Linked DNA regions of Homo sapiens: region 2 is linked to region 1. A link is a loop called in an ENCODE intact Hi-C map of the cell type or tissue named here. Cell type or tissue: IMR-90. All regions are shown on one strand. Links, peaks and the distances in the headings refer to the core of each region. The heading gives the core; the rest is flanking DNA.

The links. A loop is a pair of places that touch in the nucleus more often than their neighbours do. Peaks named below come from ENCODE experiments on the same cell type or tissue, not always from the same donor. Only the 100,000 strongest peaks of a DNase experiment are listed, where the experiment ranks them.
Region 2: a loop joins it to region 1, with 3 times the contacts of the local background. A loop is called at or near these places in 1 of 110 quality-filtered maps.

What each region holds. Positions count from the first base shown.
Region 1 is chr21:29,089,123-29,091,939 of GRCh38, forward strand. It overlaps a transcript of MAP3K7CL not described here. Among named protein-coding and RNA genes, the nearest start is that of CCT8, 17 kb to the left of the region's middle. In IMR-90, for the core only: a CTCF peak has its summit at 1,063 (motif pointing right); DNase peaks (open chromatin) are centred at 1,069 and 2,099; H3K27ac peaks cover 907 bases.
Region 2 is chr21:29,216,602-29,219,418 of GRCh38, forward strand. The region is part of intron 1 of LINC00189 (long intergenic non-protein coding RNA 189); the gene reads left to right. Among named protein-coding and RNA genes, the nearest start is that of LINC00189, 25 kb to the left of the region's middle. In IMR-90, for the core only: no CTCF peak of the experiment used is centred there; a DNase peak (open chromatin) is centred at 1,370; H3K27ac peaks cover 1,506 bases.

The DNA of each region.
Region 1 (2,817 bases), core at 80-2,579:
TCGCACCACTATACTCCAGCCTGGTGACAGAGCGAGACTCCGTCTCAAAAAAAAAAAAAAAAAAAAAAAAAAAAAAAAAGACACTGGTCCTGGGGTTGTCTGGCATGGATCTCCCAGACATAACCCTCATCTCTGAATCAAGAAACTGGGAGAAGACTGCTCACACCACCTGCAGAAAGAAGGATAATCTGAGAGCCCAAGATGGGCCTTACATTTGTCTTTTTCCATAAAAATACTGTTATATATTAGTGTTTGATAAAGTAAAAATAATGATGTTATTATTATCTATCTCACATACATTATGGGTTAATACGTATTTGTGCCCTTGTGAACTGGCCCAGAAAAAATGAGAAAAAGATTTCTCGTTCCAAACAACCAAAATATAAACTGCCTTTGGGAAGGTAACCCTTTCCTAAGTTAGGGGCTGCTTATAATCACATACTTGACACCATTAAGCTTGTGGCTGGTGATGTTTGTGGCCTTATTATTTCTTTACTTTGTCTGCCAGATTGGATTTAGAAACATGAATGAAGCATTAACCTCACAAGGAAACTGTACTGAAATAAACAGCATAAATCTCTAGGCTGAGTTTGGCCTTTTGCCTTCTGTCTTTATATAGGATTTCCAAACAAGATGTGTCTAAGCTGTTCAAGAGTGAAAGCAAGAAAAAAGAGGAAGGAAGGAAGGAAGAAAGGGAGGAAGGGAGGGAAGCAGGAAGGAGGGAAGGATGAGAGGGAGGGAGGAAGGGAAGAGAGGGAGGGAGGAAGGGAAAAAAGGAGAAAGGAAGGGAGTAAGGAGAATAAGAAAGAAGGAGGAAAGACAGGAAGGAGGGAGAGAAGGCAGGAGGGAAGGAAAAAAGAAAGAATTGATATAACCTAATAATTTTGATACTATTCGACCCATTTCCTTGCCTTTATTTTCACCATTATTGAATCAGTGATGACAGCAGTAGATGCAGTAATGTGAAATGTTAACTCATCCATTCATTTATTCATTCTGCAGTATTTTTTACAGAACTTTGCTGTTTAGTATTTCTGTATTGCTAAGTAGCCTGCAGAGGGTGCACTTTCCTTATTTTTATGTCTTTCCATCCACTTATGACCAAAAGAGGACACAATGTTTTATAAGATTAAAAGAGATTATTCAATGAAAGAAGTGAGGAAGGCACAACTTCTCTTTTCTTTCTTCTACCAAATGTTACAAAATGAAATACGTAAAAGGCGTAGGGAATGCAATCTCTATTAGCTTCTTTGTTTTGTTTTGTTGTTTTTTTTTTGAGACAGAGGCTCACTCTGTCGCCCAGGCTGGAGTGCAGTGGTGCAATCTCAGCTCACTGCAAGCTCCGCCTCCTGGGTTCACGCCATTCTCCTGCCTCAGCCTCCCGAGTAGCTGGGACTACAGGCACCCCTACCATGCCCGGCTAATTTTTTGTATTTTTAGTAGAGACAGGGTTTCACTGTGTTAGCCAGGATGGTCTTGATCTCCTGACCTCGTGATCCGCCTGCCTTGGCCTCCCAAAGTGCTGGGATTACAGGTGTGAGCCACCGCGCCCGGCAGCTTCTTTGTTAATAGAAAAATCAATTTTAGTGACTTTTTTTGCATGGAGCCAGGATCATCAAGCCTGTGGCCTTCCTCACTTTTTTTTTTTTTAAAATTGCTGCATCCCCGGGACTTCGTTTTTTTTCTTGCTCTTTGTGTATGTGTGTTCTTATTTTTCCTCTCTATACTGCATTGGTCAATAGAAATATAATGCAAGCCATATATGTAATTTAAAATTGCTTAATAGTCACATTAAAAAACTAAAAAGGAGGTAAAATTCATTTTAAAATATTTTATTTACTCCAACTTACCAATTTTATCATTTCAACATTTTGTCAATATAAACATTTTATTGAATATTTTACTTTTTTTGGTACCAAATCTTTGAAATCTGCTGTGAATTTTGCATTTACAGCACCTCTCCTCTTGAACTGGTCACATTTTAAGCTGTGAATAGCCACATGGTACCAGTGGCAACTGTACTGGACAACACATCTATATACATTCCTTTTTCATTCACAATTTCTCCATCCCTAACCAAACCAGCAGAAAACAGTGTATTACCAAATGGTGCTGTTTACTCAGAAAATCTTTATGACTAATTATCCACCAATTTGAATCATGCAGGAAACATGAGATGGCCTGTGTTCCCTCTAAGAGACTGTCGTTTACAGTTTTGAGATTTTAAAAAATAGAATGTTTTTAGCCAGTTGATTTTTAAGTCACTCTAGTTCCCTCCATCACAAAATGAGGTATAGCTCTTAATAAAAGTCCTTCAATTTTATTTTCCTGAGTGTACATTTTCTTTTCTTTTTTTCTTTTTTATTTTTTCAATACAGCCCCTTGCTCTGTCACGCAGGCTGGAATGCAGTGGTGGAATCATGGCTCACTACAGCCCTGACCTCCTGGGCCCAGGTAATTGTCCCACCTCAGCCCCTCAAGTAACTGGGACCACAGGCGTGCACCACCACATCCAGCTAAGTTTTTCTTTCTTTTTTTTTCATAGAGATGGAGTCTCGCTATTTTGCCCAGGTTGGTCTTGAACACCTGGCTTCAAGCAGTCCTCCTGCTTTTGGCTTCTTGAAGTGCTTGGATTACAGGTATGAACTACTGCACCTGGCCTGTCCATTCTCAAATACATGATAGTAACTCCCATCTGCTGAGTGCTTCCTATGTACCAGGTACTATGTATTAATTGTTTATACATATAATTCCATTTAATATTCACAAAAGTCCTTTTGAGTTGGATACTGTTGTTATCACCTTTGTTTTAAAGAT
Region 2 (2,817 bases), core at 146-2,645, 130 kb after region 1:
ATAGATTCCAAGATCTCCAAGGTCCCAAGCAGTCCTCAAATTTATTAGCTATTATCTCTTTTCAAATGCATCTTTTCCATGCGAGCCCCTTTTGGCTTGAAACATTATCTAAGTTTAAATTAGCTGTTTCTTCTCTGACCTCAAGTTGCTGCAACACATATGGCAGGATTATCTTGGCTATTAATCTGATCTCTGTGTAATTCCCTCTCCTTCTGTTTCTTACCTTCAGTGAATCCAGGGGCACCCGTAAACTCTAATCACACATTGATCTAAGCATTTCAGATACTTGCTTGTAAAGACTACCTGAACCTGGGGCTGAGACTGTGAGGAGAAGATGGAAGAGGGGTGATTGGGATATGAGAGAAAAGTGTGGAGGCAACAGATTTTTCGGAGTGAAGCCAGGAAGTAGAAGGAGGACCAGGAAGTAGAAGGAGGACCGGGAAATGGAAGGAGTGCCAGGAAGTGGAAGGAGTCAATGCCACACTGTGCTTGAAATCAACTTGCCCTCAGTGACTCAATGCCCGTGGACAACACACCATCTAAAAGTGTTGGGTCCTTATTTGTCCCCTGAACAGAAGGTAGGCTTCTTGGTTGCCTTGTCAGGGCAGAAAGCGTGGAAGAAAAACATGGTATCCTGGCCTACATGCAGCTGATCAGAACAGCTGGGAATTTCCCTGTGAGATGGAACAACTCTGGACCTACCACTGCTGTTACCCGCACTGCTTCGCCTTTAATGGTTGTTATTTCTCATGGGTTAGTCTTGTTTTTAGTTACTATTTTATGAAGAAATTCCTTCCTCTCAAGGTAGATAGAATAAGATCAACCTCACGGAGTTATTGTGGGGATAAAATAAGAGGACGTGTGGGCCGGGTGCGGTGGGCTCACGTCTGTAATCCCTGTACTTTGGGAGGCTGAGGCGGGTGGAGCACTTGACGTCAGGAATTCGAGACCAGTCTGGCCAACATGGCGAAACCTCGTCTCTGCTAAAAATACAAAAATTAGCTGGGCATGGTGGTGCACACCAGTAATCCCAGCTATTTGGGAGGCTAAGGCAGGAGAATTTCTTGAACCTAGGAGGCAGAGGCTGCAGTGAGCCAAGATTGAGTCTCTGCACTCCAGCCTGGGTGACAGAGCAAGACTCTGTCTCCAAAAAAAAAAAAAAAAAAGCAAGTATGGAATGCCTCTGAAATTATTATGATATTCCAAAATAAAGAATTGTTATATGTTAAAAGCTCCCTGAGGATCAAGTTTTGGACTCCTCTCATCTCACGTAATGACTCATATGACAGCATATCATCAGGATATGGTTTATGAGATTTTCCTGGAATTACATCATATTGATGACACATTTATGCGCCTTTGCAATTACAAAATTCCTCCTATGTTGAATGTTGTTATTCTCCCCTCATGATTCAGTTCAAATGCCTTCTTCTCTTTAACGCCTTTGTCAACATCCCACTTCCTCCAGTCTCCCCAGTGCTCTGCTCATAATTCTCCTATCCACATCACATTGTGTAATGATTGTTTATTTACATGTCTGATTATCCTGCTAGTTTGTGAGCACTTGGAGAAGAGAAAATGCACAGCCTATATTTTATTCATGTCTGTATGCCCAACGTGTGCACCAACTGACAGCATAAGTGCTCCATGTGTATTCAATATTTCCTAAATGTAAAGTTGAGAGTAGTCCTTCAGCTTTGGGATTTTGTTGACGTTCTCAGTGAAACCCAGGTTTGGAACTCTAACAAATATATTTGAATATTTCTCGGGCCTATAAATGCAGCTTGGAACTAAAGACATCTGGTCTACTATAAAAATCTTCTGAATGGTCTCTATTCCTCTATTCATGTTTCCTTTCAATCATTTTCCAATTCCTGCCAAAGAGAATATTCCAAAACAAATCTGTTTATTACTTTTTAATTAAAAGTCTTCAAAGTCTTCCCCTTGCTAAAGGATAAAATTTTTTTTAGGGTGGCATCCAAGACCTTACTTAATTTAATCCTCTCGATCTTCCATGACTTATCTCTTGATGCATCTTCTCCATTCTCCCCTCAGTCCCCCACCAATACACACAACTACCTCACAACCCTGCACTTTCCACCCCACCTACCTGCTTTATAGATGCTGAATTACAAGTAATTATCTAAATGGACCACACTGCAGGAACTTCTGTAGCCATTTTCCATCATTGTCCTGTTCTTTCATTGTTGTTTCTATTTCTTTTTTTATCTCCCTAATTATTTAAACCATATTTTACAGACTTGTTACATTTACTGACTCTCATGGTGGTGGAGATGGATTTTTTCCTAGTGTGCCTGTGTGTGGGTGAGTTTTGTTTTATTTGCTTATTTTATTGTGAGATCATTTTCAGCAGGGGTTGATTCGCTTCCCACTCCCAGGTAGTAGAAGTACCAGTTTTGCCAGTTTCCTAGTGGTTTTATGGGTCCTAGACCAGCTCTATGTTAATGTCCCAGCTTGGGATTTTGATAGCATGGGGACAATATAAATTGGAGCCTTACATGCTTGTGTGCCTTAGGTTTGCAATTTCTCGTTTTTTCCCTACTGAGTCGCGGGTAGATGGCAAACTTCCTTGCTACCTCTCTAGGCTTTTGGGTGGAGTATTTCTAGTTCCTTTTTAACAGATGGGCCTGGCTAAATGTAGAGGATTCAGCTCTAGCTCTCCATGTCAGATCTCACATGGGTCAGTGTCCTTACCCTCTTCCTGCCTGGACATTAAAACTCAGCTGTATTGCTAAGCAGGCCTGACAACCCCGTGAGAGGCTGTTGCATCAGCTCTATTTACTAGCCTGTATTTAA